Linked DNA regions of Mus musculus: all the other regions are linked to region 1. The links are chromatin loops, found by intact Hi-C in ENCODE. Cell type or tissue: left cerebral cortex. All regions are shown on one strand. Each heading gives the region's core, and the rest is flanking DNA. Links, peaks and the distances in the headings are about the cores only.

Region 1 (4,559 bases), core at 901-3,400:
ACTCTGCAGGGACTCTACTGAGCTTTCCCTCAGCTCCAGGAAAGTCCCTAAAGACCAAACTGCTTCCCTTAAAAGCATTCCACCATGGCTCATTTGTAAGGACAGCTTCCCTTTGGCTCTGCCTTAAAAGCAGGAGCCAGAACTTTCCAGAACAAAGCACATTGAGCCCCTGGATTCAGACACAGTATGGAAAAGCATGTGTCTCCAAAGAGGGGCCTTCCTCACTGGCACCCCCACAATGAGAGGAGTGGTGAATGGCCTGAGCTTCTATGTATAGGAGATACTATTGCACAGCTTGGTGGGGGGCGGGTCTCAGAAGTGCCCTTGGGAGCACCTCTTTGCATCCTGCCACAAGGTGCCTAGGCTGTCACTGATGCTAGCATCCCATACTGACTTCCGCAGCAGCAGCCATGATGAGCTTCTCTGGGGATATCCTAGGAGCCCCGAGACAGAGCCACATGGAGGTGGGTGTCCATTTATGGTGAAAGCTAGGCTGAGAAACAAACTCAGTGAACTCAGCAACCCCACAGCTGACTGTGTGCTCCTGCCTGCCACCCACAGCCTCTTCCAGTGTTCACTTACAGCAGGGACAATCAGAGAAGCTGCTACTTACAGGCAGGTCTTTCTTCAGAACTTCGATAGCTACCCTGCCCCCTATCTACCCAGAGCTTCTACTCTTGACTATGTTCCTGAAGGCAACATATTCATGCTCAGGAAAAAAACCTTTCATGTTCAGGCAGAACAAGAACCAATCCCTCAGCCAGCCACGGGAATCTGCTAGACCCTTGGATCCCTCCTATCTCACGTACACCGATGGCCTCGTGAGCCACTATCAGTCAGTAGTGATTGTTGTCCCACGGACAGTCACTATCCCATCAATTTTACATTATAAATGTGAAATGTGGCTTCCAAAAATGTGGCTAGCTACTGTGGTCTGGAAGTCACTGCCATGTCCCCCCAGAAGTTCATGCGCTGGAGCAAGTCCCTCTGTGGTGAAGACACAGAAGGGCAGAAAGTTGACTTCCCACCCTACCCTCACCTTCTATTCCTGAACCCTGGAGACATCTGAATAGGTGGAAGCAGACGAAGAGAGCAAGGAGCTCCCAGCCCTGTGTGTTCCAGTCTCTGTGCGCTGGTTCTACTTCAGCCCACCATCTGGCACTCTGCTTGGATCTACAGTGTTTACTTTCTGGAACTCTGCAGTCATGGGGTCTGAGACGGGAAGCGACTGTGTGTGGAAAACTGCGCTTCCTTTTCATATGTTCTGGTGCCGCAGAACAGCTTGCTTTCTGTACTTTAAAAACAAACCAGAAAGAAAAAATGAAAAGGGGCTAGCCAAGCCTTTTCTTTTCCCCACCGAGGCAGGAAGCCTAGAGACTCCAGTCTCTCTCTCTCTCTCTCTCTCTTTCTCTCTCTCTCTCTCTCCCTCTCTCTCTCCCTCTCTCCCTCTCTCTCTCCCTCTCTCTCTCCCTCTCCCTCTCCCTCTCCCTCTCCCTCTCTCCCCTCTCCCTCTCCCTCTCCCTCTCCCTCTCCCTCTCCCTCTCTCTCTCTCTCTCCCTCTTTCTCTCTCTGAAAGGTGGGTCACCTGGTGCCTGGTGTAATGGAAGGTGTCATCAGATGCCTTGTCTCATTAAGGGTGCCCTCGGAACCTCTTGGCTCTTCTGGGATCTGCAGGTAAGCTGGGTGGGTGTTGAGACGTGACACCTGTGTTGTATAGTAGTGAGCTCTAGGAAGGCCAAGAGTGTTCCAGTGGGAGGCCTGAGCACTAGTTGGTCCTCTGTCCCCAAGATTTGCACTGTTAGTGGGGTGCAATGGAAACCCTCTACTATATAACAAAGACCCTAGCTTTGGAACTGAGAACGGGGAACCCGGTAAACTCTGCTCTACAACAGCTGTCTTGCTACTCTCTCCCTCAACCAACTCTGTCCTCACCTCCTTCTTCCTTGATGTGTTCCTGGAAGCTCCCAGATCCATGAGGAGGAAAGCTCCCAGACTCCATGAGGCAGGAACTCTGAGTCATGTTTCTATTTTCTGTACCCCCAGAAAGTAGAAACCCCAGAGAGTGGTAGAACCCATATGGAGCCTTGTCAGCCTCTCTTGCAGTGGGCATAAGTTCCCTGGAAGAGAACATGAAACACGTGGTACCCATGAGTGAAGCAGACATGGAGGAGGGATGGTGAGCCAACTGATGCCCCAACTAAATAGCTACGGGGGCTACCAAGGCCAGTTGCTATGGGTGTGGCTATATTGTCTTGCAGTTCTCTGGTCCCAAGTGCAGAGACCCCCAGGGCTCTGGTTGACCTTTTGTGGGTCAGGGCCATCAAAGATCACTTCCAGTGTCAGGAAATGGGGGCTGCATGAGAACCTGGCACCTCCAAGCAGCAAGTGCCAGAGGAACAGGCCTGTCTCACAGATGGTGAAAACTATTTTGATTAAAGAAGTCGTGCCGGGCGTGGTGGCGCACACCTTTGATCCCAGCACTTGGGAGGCAGAGGCAGGCGGATTTCTGAGTTCGAGGCCAGCCTGGTCTACAAAGTGAGCTCCAGGACAGCCAGGGCTATACAGAGAAACCCTGTCTCAAAAAAAAAAAAAAAAAAAAAAGAATAAAGAAGTCACACTAAGGCCCAGGCCTGCACAGAGCCCTAACTATTGATGCCACACAGTTAGATCTACATATGTCTCCTTTCTGCACACAGTGGGACCGCTGTCCTAGCTTCTCACTCTCAGCACCACAGGACTTTCCCCTAGCTTCAGAGTGTACCGAAGGGGCAGAAGGCCCTCAGGTGTGCAGCTACTGGGAGTGGCCCACTTCCAGGTCCCTCATTAGCTCTGAATCTCTCTAATTGGCAGATCTTACTAGTGTGTCCCCTAGGAGTTGTCTCTGTCAGTGCTGAACAGCAGATCTTCTGTGGCTCCAGAATTCCCTAAATTATCCATGAGACCAGATATCATGGATGGGAGCAGGCCCAGTCCTAGATCTCATGGAGGGATATGGGCCTAGCTATTATGGATGGAAACAGGCCCAGTGTACTGACCCAGATATCATGGATGGGAGCAGGCCCAGTGTACTCGCCTATTATGGATGGGAGCAGGCCCAGTGTACTGACCCAGATATCATGAATGTGATCAGGCCCAATGTACTGACCCAGATATCATGGATGGGAACAAGTCCAGTGTACTCAACTAACTATTATGGATGGGAGAAGGCCCAGTGTACTGACCCAGATATTATGGGTGGGAGCAGGACCAGTGTACTCACCCAGATATCATGGTGGGAGCAGGCCCAGTATACTCACCCAGATACCATGGACGGAAGCGGGCCCAGTGTACTCATCCAGTCCGACCACCCTTGCTCAGAGAAGCTGATCTGTCCTGTGAGACACCTGTCTGCATCTAGAAGCCCAGACTGCTTTTAGAATAGACTGGTGTTTCCAAAAGCCATGCAGTCTGACCATGCTGCCTCCTTCGTTTTCTCACTCACTCACTCACTCACTCCCCTCTTCCCTTCTCATTGCCCATTCCTGTCCTCTAGCCTCCTCTCTTGTCATGGGGCCTTTGTAGATGGTGCTACCACACTCAGTATTCTGCACCTACACACACACACACAAACCGTGAAGTTCCCTTTCATCAAGCTAACTACTGCTCATCCTTTACATGTCAGCCCTTCTCACTCCCAGAATGTGTCAGGACTCTTGTTCTTCTAGGTAGTCGCAAAGTAGCTCTTACCAGCAGTCATAGCAACATGGATGTGCTTGTTCAATGGCTATCTTCCTAGTGGTCAAAAGCCCTGGAAAAGAGACACCTTGTCCCCTGGAGCCTGACCAATACAGATGCGAATGCTCGCAGCCAACCATGGGACTGAGCAGGGGAACCCCAATAGAAGAGCTAAGGGAAGGACTGAAGGAGCTGAAGGGGTTTGCAACTCCATAGGAAGAACAACAATACCAACCAACCAGACTCCTCAGAGCTCCCAGGGACTAAAACCACCAACCAAAGAGTACACATGGAGGAACCCATGGCTCCAGCTGCCTATGTAGCAGAGGATGGCCTTATCTGTTATCAGTGGGAGAAGAGGCCCTTGGTCCTGTGGAGGCTTGATGCCCCAGAGTAGGGGAGCGCTAGGGCGGTGAGGTGGGAGTGGGTGAGTGGGGGTAGGAGCACCCTCATAAAGGCAGGGAGGAGGGGATGGGGGGATTGCAGAGGGGAAACCAGGAAGGGGGATAACACTTGAAATGTAAATAAATAAAATAAACAAGAGAGAGACAAAGACAAAGAGACACAGAGAGACAGAGAGACAGAAAGAGAGAGAGAGAGAGCACACTGAGAGGGAGGGCAGAACCTGCCCATCCACCTCAGCCACTGCCACCTAGAAGTGTCCCCTTCTGAAGCTCCGCGCTCTGTCCTCATCACAGCTGTTTCTGACTCTCCTTGTGGCCTGACCCAGAAGGAAGGATGTCAGACACCAGTCTTTCACTAGGACAAAGTATCTTAATTGTTCCCATTATCTTCGAGCTTTTACTATTCCCGCTGTTGGCCTTCCTTTTCAAAGGAAGACAGAG
Region 2 (4,559 bases), core at 1,195-3,694, 58 kb before region 1:
GCCCAGAGCCAGCCCTGGGCTCTAACTCCAGTGGTCTGCATTTAAGGATGTAAGGACGATGGCTTTCATTGTCAGATTAGGTTTCATAACTCCACTATGTGGTATCAATCAGGGACAGTTTTGGAGTATCAGAGACAGTTTCTGGGCTGGAAGCAAGTCCTTCCAGCTGTCCTGCACAGCCCTGCCAGAGTATAAACCTAGGCAGAGAGAGCTGGTAAGGACTAGCTGTGCATTCAGGACAAGGACTTGCTGTCCACAGCTCCACACCTACTAAAAACCAGGGCCAGGAGTGGGGACACATGCCTGTCATCTCAATACTCAGAAGGCTGAGGCAGGAGGACTGTGACTTTCAGCCCAGCCTGGACTACATGAGGAGATCCTCTAGAAGACCACCACCAATCAAAAATGAACGGACAAAACAACTGTGCCACAGAACACAGGTCAAGGGGTGTGTCTTCGGGGAACTCCAGCTGCCCTGAGATCTGCAGTGTCCAAAATACCCCTGATCCTCACAAGGACCAAGAGCACAAAGAGGCGGAGGTGGGGTGCGTCCAGTAGACGGTGCAGATCTATCTGCCAACCTGAATCCAAGGAGCTAGCTCAGCCTTCCGTTTGTCATGCACTCAGTCCGCACTTATCGGAGCTGACAGCCAAGCTGTTCCTGGCTCAGACCATGAATATGCATGGAGACCGCAAACATGAGGCAAGGGACATCACAACAGAGGCTTCTGGGGAGCGCTGTTCGTTCTGATGACACTGTTTAATTTGGATTTACCGGCCTCCTTTCGTCATCCCAGGGGCAGGCTTAGTAATCAACATCTCTGTGATGCGCTTTGTGCCATAATTAAAGCTGCTGCTTAATTAGAAAAACTGTCCACCCCCAGACAAAAGACATCCAACGATGGCACAGACAAGAAAGAGTGAGAAGTCATCTGAGTGGGTAGTGTCACCTGTGGGCGCTTGAACGCACTCACATGTGTGCATACACATGCGCACACGCCTCCAGCCCAGTTTCTGGTAATCATGCCCGATGGTCCTGGAGGCATGTTCTGGACATGCTGGGACCGTGAAGTCCTTGAGGAAATCATAGAGAGAAAGCTTTTGGGGAGCCTGGACTGAGCTTGCAATGATCAGTTTTCCCACTTAGCCACCCTCAGACACCTGTCACTAACACCAGGTGTGAAAATTTGCTGAGCAGGGCAATGCTCACAGACGCCAACGACACAGCCCATGCGTTCACCTTGCTCGTCCGATGTCCTACCTCAGGCTGCACACAGCAGCCTCTATGGCTGCACACAGCAGCCTCTGCTTACGACTCACTCATCCGATAGTCACATCTTGCCATGGTTTTGGGGTTAGGGTGGGGGAGAGCAGGAATTTGGAAGCCTCTTTAAAGATTTTAGATTGGGGACTGTCATGTGCTACGGTTACATGAGGGCTAAAGAGGACATGAAGGGGCTGAGCCCCCCAGGATGTGTGGGTGTCTCTTTAAGCATTATCTCAGAGCCTGCCCTCTTTGACCATCCGCCTGCATGCTCAGACATCCCACTTGCTCCTGTTTTATTTCTCAGCATCCCCAACATGCCCATGGCTCAGTCTCTCTGGGCTGGTTCCCATCATGCCTTTGCTCCGATTAGCCAGGCCTGGCACACATGCGTCACGTGGAGTAGACCTTCTGCCATACTTCATGGAACTAGACATGGGAAAAGGGGGCCCAAGAGCTGAGTGATGGAGTTCTGAATACACCTGTCCTTGGTTCACTCATTGGGAAGGGGAATGTCCATCAGGGAGAACCCCATTATGGGACTGCCAATCAGGGAGAGTCCATGGTAGGAACATCAGGCTGGGAGAGCTCACTGCTCCTTGGCAAGACGAGCGAGTGACATTCTGATACAGGTGGACTGTCCAAGTCAGGATCTTACCCACACACTCCATAGCCCTTTCTCACCTTCCCAACCCAGATCAGTGGGCTTCAAGAAAGGATATAACAGGGCCCCACCAGGCTCTGTCAAAGCAGATCATAAACCTTTGCGTAACCTCAGATTTGAAAGCAGCAGCTAGCTTCCTGGGTCTGCCTCAGGATGTAAATAATTCAACTTCTGAATTTCAGAAGTTACCCAAAAATAAAAAGAATCAGGCATGAAAAAAATACAGGTTATTCTGGGACTTAAAAAATAGCACAGCTACCAGAATAATCCTGGAGGTGCAGTCTCCGTTCCATTGCTGGGAGGATCACCCCAGCCCAGGCACCATCCTGGGAGCGGTTCAAGCACAGCCCCAGAGAACTGTTCCAGATTTGGGGCATCACAGCCAGCTGGGACTCTGGGCTTTGGCCATCTTACCACCGTGGCTCATGCACTGAGCAAACTGGGGGTAAGGAATAAAAATTCTCAAATGCAGTCTGAAGACTGAGGTTCAGGAACTCGGTAGATGGTGGGGTGGTCCCTCCTTTCTTCTCCATCACTGCGCCCACTGCTCTGGTGAGGCAACTCCCAGAGCTTCTCGTTTCACCTTCTTCTTGGCCCCACCCTCCTCGGCAAGCTCCTTGCTTGAGTTCTAGTCCTTAGGTCCATCAGGCAGTAGAGATGCTGAAAACAGACCTCTCACTCATTGACCTTCACGAGGCTCCAAGAAGCATCCGGCAGGTGATGAGCCCTGAACTTAGTTATTAGGCGCTGCTGAGAGTTTCCCTATCTACGTCTCCTCTCCTGGTAGTCTGTGATGGAGCTCAAGACCAGCCAGCTTGCTGCTGACAACTCAAAGTCTTGAAGTCATGGATGCCCTGGGCCTAGCTGGTCCTCCTATCACGATAATTTGTTCAATTTCAGCTCTGGTCAGCTCCGTTATGTGCTTTTGGACTGGGATAATAATTAGGGACAAGAAGCCAGTCCTGAGACACAAGCGAAGTCATAGCAGTGAGCATCTTTGTGGTAAGGAACAAGATGGCCCCACCCTCTGAAGGACTGCTGAAACCTTTCAGACACTGGAGGCTCACTGAGCAATATCATTACTCACACACCAGCGATAGCTGCAAAAGCCAGCGAGAAGAACACAATTAGCAGGAACCAAGGCCTCTAGCACAGGTGTTAAAGTCCATCCACATGCCTATGTGCATTGTATATGCACACAGCTATAGCTGGGCTCATAGAGATAGTCCAGCCACCTCTAGCCTGCCAGCCTCTGAGACCAAAGAGAAAGGGGACTGATCCTGTGTGTGGGGTGGGGCTCAAAAAGATGAACATAGCAGAAGACAGCAGAGGGGCAAGAGAGACAGGGAGGGAGAGAGACAGACAGGGAGAGACAGACAGAGATAGGGAGGGAGAGAGACAGAGAGAGATATAGACAGAGAGAGACAGAGATAGGGAGAGAGACAGAGAGATAGAGACAGGGAGGGAGACAGAGAGAGATGAGAAAGGGAGAGAGACAGAGACAGGGAGAGAGACAGAGAGAGAGACAGAAAGAAACAGAGAGACAGATAGACAGAGACAGACAGACAGAGACAGGGGAGGGACAGAGACAGAGAGAAAAACAGAGACAAACAGAAAAACAGAGGTAGAAACAGAAAGAGAGAGATGAGTAGACAGAGACAGAAATAGGGAGAGACAGAGACAGGGAGGGAGGGACAAAGAGAGAGACAGAGACAGGGGGAGAGAGACAGGGGAGAGATGGAGACAGGCAGAGAGAGGCAGAGACAGGGAGGGAGAGAAACAGGGAGAGAGACAGAGAGACAGAGACAGTGAGAGAGACAGAGAAAGAGAGAAACAGACAGAGAGACAGACAGACAGAAACAGAGACAGGGGAGGGAGAGAGATAGGGAGAGACAGAGACAGGGATAGAGATACAGAGAGAGACAGAAAGAAACAGAGACAGAGAGAGAGACAGACAGAGACAGAAAGAAACAGAGAGAGATAGAGACAGAGAGGGAGAGACAGACACAGAGAGACAGACAAAAGTTAGGAAGATTGAGGGAGACAGAAGAAACACAGAGAGATACAGAGACAGAGGGAGAAAGGGAGACAGAGCCACAAAGAGGCCGAGGGATGCTCTGCAGCCCCACACCCTGTACAGCAGAACCCCACCTCCAGTCCGCAGCTGCTAAGGCCAGGCTGCTCACCTCTTGGGCCTGTAGTCAGGGATGGTCCTATCCAGGGAGATGCGGTCACTGAGCTGCGCATTGTACCCAAAGTCCTCGAACTTGCCCTCGGTCTCTTGGCTGTCATCTTGCAGAGTGGCAGCCACTCCTCCCTGGCCCAGGCCACCTGGCCCCTCCACCAGCCCAATGGGCTTTGCAAGGCCTGGAGAAGACAAGAAAAGACAGGTCAGGAGATTCTTGGAGTTGCTCCCAGCATACCCACCCCCTGTGCAGTGTGTCCTGGAATGAGACTGGCTGTGAGGTCAGAAGACACAAGCTGCCAAGGTTGTAGGAGGCTGAAGAAGGAGAGCATGAGCCAGGGCATGGGTCTACTCTATACGACATCTTGATGTCAAGGGTAAGTGCCTAGCCCAACGGTCATTAGAGAGGCAGTGTCCAGCGCCCGAGAGGAGCAGATGCAGAGGCT
Region 3 (4,559 bases), core at 984-3,483, 74 kb before region 1:
GATTGAGTAGGGGAACATCAAAACCAGACGAATGACAGGTAGCAGCAGGGTCTCCCACAGACAAGCTCCCATGTTCCCTGTAGGACAGAGCCCATAATTCTTTTGGATGAATGGGACTCCCAGATCTCATGAAATGGTGGAACTTGCTCCTGAGTCTAAAGAACCAATTAAAACTAAAAGAAAATGCTCCCTAGGGTAATGTGAGGTCAGGGTATTCATTACCTTCACGGAACACAGTCCAGTCATGGGCTGTCCTCTCTGCCCACACTCAGGGCTTCTCCATGGCTGCCTCCTCTGCTCTCCGCTGCTATCTGCTTTTCTGTGTCTCTATCTCTCCTCCTCTCTGTCTCTCTCAGTCTCTTTCCTCTATGCCTCTCTTTCCTCACTGTCTCTCTATCTCTGTCTGTCTCTATCTGTTTCTGACTTTCTCTGTCCCTGGCTGTGTTTTCATGTCTCTGACCTTTACCCTTTCTTTGTCTCTCAGTCTGTGTCTCCCTCTGTTGCTGTCTCTCAGTCTGTCTTGTTTTTCCGTTTCTGTCTCACTCTCTGTCACTCACTCAACCTGTCTGTCTCTGACCTTGCCTCTCCATTGCTATCTCCTCTAGTCTCTCTCTTCCTCTCTCTACCTCTCCTTTCTCCAAGATCACACAGCCAGACAACAATCTAATCTGACCTGGTCATCATTCTGGACTTGGATCTGAGCCAGCCCTGTCCATGTCCCCTGACCATGGCTATTCTGTAATCTTGGCACTCCCTGCCCCTGTGAGTAGGGACACTTGGAAACGATTCTCCCTTTGGTGTTGAGCCAGCTTTGGTGGAACTTCCCAACTCCCACACTGACCCTGGCTCACCTGATGGGCGCTGACTCGTCACCTCGGTCCAGCCAGTCCTGCGGAGGGATGATATACATGCACCACAGGCCCCAGTTGTAGCCGTGGGCGGCGCTGGCGTACTGCTGTACCTCAAACGTGCTGTACTTGATGTTGTCGATGGCTGGCAGGATGATGCGCCGGCGGTCCTCCTGGATCCGTGCGAGGGCGGGCTCAGCCCTGGGAAAGGTACTGGCAATGAACAAGAGCCTCCCAAACCCCCCTCGGCAGCCCAAGGAAGGAGCCCCACTGGCCATGAGTTCAGACCCTTCAGCTGGGCCTGGTATCTAGCTGAGCGTAGGACCCAGTCAGTCATGGTAGACTTGGATTACTAGGAAGGGCTAACCCACAATACTGCCCTGACCCAAGCCTGGTCACCTCCATGGGTCAGCTAGGGCCCTGGGACTACACAGAGAGACTTCTTAGCCTAAACCTACTCTTCCTTCTATTCCTGTACCTGTGGTAAATATGTCCATTTTCAAATGTTAACTGAAGATCTGTTGTGGGCCACACTTACTGTAACAGATTGCATTCATAAAATTAAAAGGAAAAAAATTATCCACGCCTCATGGTGCTTACATATACTGCGTGCGATGCACAGCCTACACAACAGACCGTGGTTAGGGGGATGAGGGTGACGAGGCTTGGGTAGAGGATGTGTGGGAGGGGAAAGGCGCTATGGAAAACAGGAAGCGGTGAGCGGGGTGAGCGCTGAGTTCTAGATGATACCCAGGGAGGAGTACTCTGAGTACTGAGTGGGAGGATGCTAGGGAGCGTGGATGCACAGACAGAGCAACTTCACCAGCCATCTGCACATGTCCAGTATGCATGGGGATGGGCCATAGGAGAGAAGGGCAAGAGAGGCTCTAAAGGCCAAGGCAGCAGGTATTCAATCCATGACATCAGCTGGGCTGGTGCCTATGCAGTGTCTTGGAGGGGACAGGGACAGCCCCAGCCTTTAAAGACATATTATCTACCACAAGGACAAGGTCAAAGACATGTAATCTACCCACAAGGTAGAGAGCTGTATCCAAACTGGGTTCACCTAAGATCTGAGATTGAGGTGACTAGTGGATTGAGGGTCTGTGTGCTACAGCAATGGAAGGATAAGGAGTCAGGGCCGTATGGGGAGGGCCCATCACCTTATTCTGTCAGGGGCAGGCTTGTCCCTCTAGGTGAGCCTCTATTGACCTACCTCATCATCAATGAATGAACAAAGCCCACCAGAGACACTGCAAATGCTGTTTCTGCCATTTCTGTAGGATCTGCAATAAAGGCCATGCTAGGAGCATACTATTCCCAGGTAGTGGGGATTCCAATAATGAAATTATGAAAATGAGAGTCATGTAGGTAAAATGCATGTAGTCATGCATTCTGGCTGATAAATTCAGCTCTCCTAAGTGCCTACTATACTCAGGGAGATGATGGTAGATAGTGTCGGCTGTTGTAACGGTGCACAACCCACACCACAGTACGAGGAGACTCTAGCGGAAGGGTAGCTGGTGACGTGTGATTCGAGGATGTGACAGAAAGATGAAAGAGAGAAGAGCCGCATCACAGAGTGGCAGAGGAGGGAGGCATGGGAGTATGGAGAACAGAAGGAGGCAGGACTGTCAAACACCCGTTGAGCACAACCATCTGAGTCATAGCCAGGGTATTTGAGATAGCTGAGGTATCATGGTAGCTCTACAAGACAAGCTGCCTCCAAGGCAGCCTGTCTGACAAGCCAAAATGGGTGAATCAGGAAATGCTGTTCTACTATCAGGAGCTAAATATATCCAGAAACCCCCAGTTCCCTGGGGACCCTCAGGGGCTCTGGGACCACACACGGGTGGGTAGTTCCACACACTTGTGCACTGAGCCCCTCTGTAGCTCTCAGGCCCCCAACCCCAAGGTTGGCACCATGATGAATTTCTCTACTTAAAAAACGAGTTGGTGGGCCAGTGAGATGGCTCAAAAGGGAGAGGTGCTTGCTGACAAGCCTGAATTCAATCCCTGGGACCCACATAGTAGAGAGAGAGAATTGATCCCTCTAACTTGTGCTCTGATCGCCACACGTACACTGTGGTGTGCTCCTGTGTGTGTGCTCACAATAAACAAAAAGCAACTTAAATTTCTTTTTTAAATGTTGGAGAAGGGCTGGAGAGATATCTCAGTGGTTAAGAGCATTGTCTGTTCTTCCAAAGGACTTAAGGTCAGCACCCAGTAACCACATGGTGGCTCACAACCATCTATAATGGGATCTGATGCCTTCTTCTGGCATGCAGGTGTACATGCAGATAGAACACTCATATACATAAAATAAATATATACATTTTAAAAAGGTGGGAGAAGTAATACAAAACTCTGCGTTTTTGTTTCTCCTGGAAATAGACAACTGGATGTTCCCAGTAACTTGGTCCTGTGTGGTTCCTTCACTGTTGTCTTAGTTAGGGTTTTACTGCTGTAAACCATGACCAAGATATCCCTTATAAGGATGACATTTAATTGGGGCTGGCTTACAGGTTCAGAGGTTCAGTCCATTATCATCAAGGCAGGAGCATGGTGCAAGAGGAGCTGAGAGTTCTACATCTTCATCTGAAGACTGCTAGCAGAAGACTTGCTTCCAGGCAGCTAGAAGGAGGGACTTGAAGCCCATGCCCACAGTGACACACCTACTTCAACAGGGCCACACCCACTAATAGTGCCAATCCCTGGGCCAAGCATATACAAACCATCATAATCCACTTCTTGGCCCCCATAGGCTTGTGAAGCCATACCTATCCATAACAAAATAAAAAATACATTTAGTCCAACTTCCAAAGCCACCATAGTCTATACCAGTCTCAAAAATGTTAAAAGTCCAAAATTCAGAGATCATTTAACTGTAATTCCCAAAGCAAGACAGGAAACTAGCTGGGCAAACCCCGAACTCTGCATCTCCATGTCTGATGTCAAAGCAGTCTTCAGATCTCCAACTTTTTCATCTTTGTTGACTGCAACAAACTTTCTCCTGTGCTGGTTCCACTCCCTGTTAGTAGTTTTCCTCAGCAGATAGCCTAAGGCATTGGCATCTTGAACATCTTGGGGTCTCCAAGGCAACTTCAATGTTACAGCTTCTTGTTTCAATTTCTGGGATACACACGTGATATTCTGGGCTTCTCCAAAGGGCTGGCGTCACTTCTCCATCTCTGCCCTCTGCACTCAAAGCTCAGGTTGATCCACTCCACTGCTGCTGCTGTTCTTGGTGATCATCCCGTGTTACTGGCATCTCCAATACAATGGGGTCTTCCACTACAACTAGACTTCACCAACAGCCTCTCATAGGCTCTCTTTATATTGCTGAGCTGCAAATCCTTTGCATGACCCGTTCAGTCCAGGGCTGTCAACTGCAACTGAGGCTGCACCTTCACCAATAGCTTCCCATGGCCTCTCACAGTGCCAAGTCTCAACTGTTCTTCATGATGCCTTCATGCCTTCAAAACCAGTACGACCTGGGTGTCTCTTATACATTACCAAGTCCAGCTGCAGCATGAGGTACATACAAGCTTAGCTATCTCTGGAACACAGCTTCTTTGCACTCTCAGAAAACACTTCCCAGATGATTTCACCTCAGTGATGCTGTTCTCTTCTTAACCAGGGATAATTTCTTAGCTCCAGCTAACCAGCATCAATTGTCCCAGTAGTCTCTTCAATTTCTCACTCTAAGAC

What was found. Peaks named below come from ENCODE experiments on the same cell type or tissue, not always from the same donor. Only the 100,000 strongest peaks of a DNase experiment are listed, where the experiment ranks them.
Region 2: it touches region 1 in a loop (10-fold over the local background); 4 of 42 quality-filtered maps call a loop at or near these places.
Region 3: a loop joins it to region 1, with 9 times the contacts of the local background. A loop is called at or near these places in 3 of 42 quality-filtered maps.

The regions. Positions count from the first base shown.
Region 1 is chr5:110,518,659-110,523,217 of GRCm38, reverse strand. All of the region lies in intron 1 of A630023P12Rik (RIKEN cDNA A630023P12 gene), which reads right to left. Among named protein-coding and RNA genes, the nearest start is that of A630023P12Rik, 6.0 kb to the right of the region's middle. In left cerebral cortex, for the core only: no CTCF peak of the experiment used is centred there; DNase peaks (open chromatin) are centred at 1,185 and 2,041; H3K27ac peaks cover 515 bases.
Region 2 is chr5:110,577,176-110,581,734 of GRCm38, reverse strand. Galnt9 (polypeptide N-acetylgalactosaminyltransferase 9) reads right to left here. Exons shown (of 11, transcript NM_198306.3): 2 at 4,115-4,295. Among named protein-coding and RNA genes, the nearest start is that of Galnt9, 35 kb to the right of the region's middle. In left cerebral cortex, for the core only: no CTCF peak of the experiment used is centred there; DNase peaks (open chromatin) are centred at 1,591 and 2,232; H3K27ac peaks cover 685 bases.
Region 3 is chr5:110,592,556-110,597,114 of GRCm38, reverse strand. It overlaps Galnt9 (polypeptide N-acetylgalactosaminyltransferase 9), which reads right to left. Exons shown (of 11, transcript NM_198306.3): 5 at 852-1,049. Among named protein-coding and RNA genes, the nearest start is that of Galnt9, 50 kb to the right of the region's middle. In left cerebral cortex, for the core only: no CTCF peak of the experiment used is centred there; DNase peaks (open chromatin) are centred at 1,007, 1,518 and 2,415.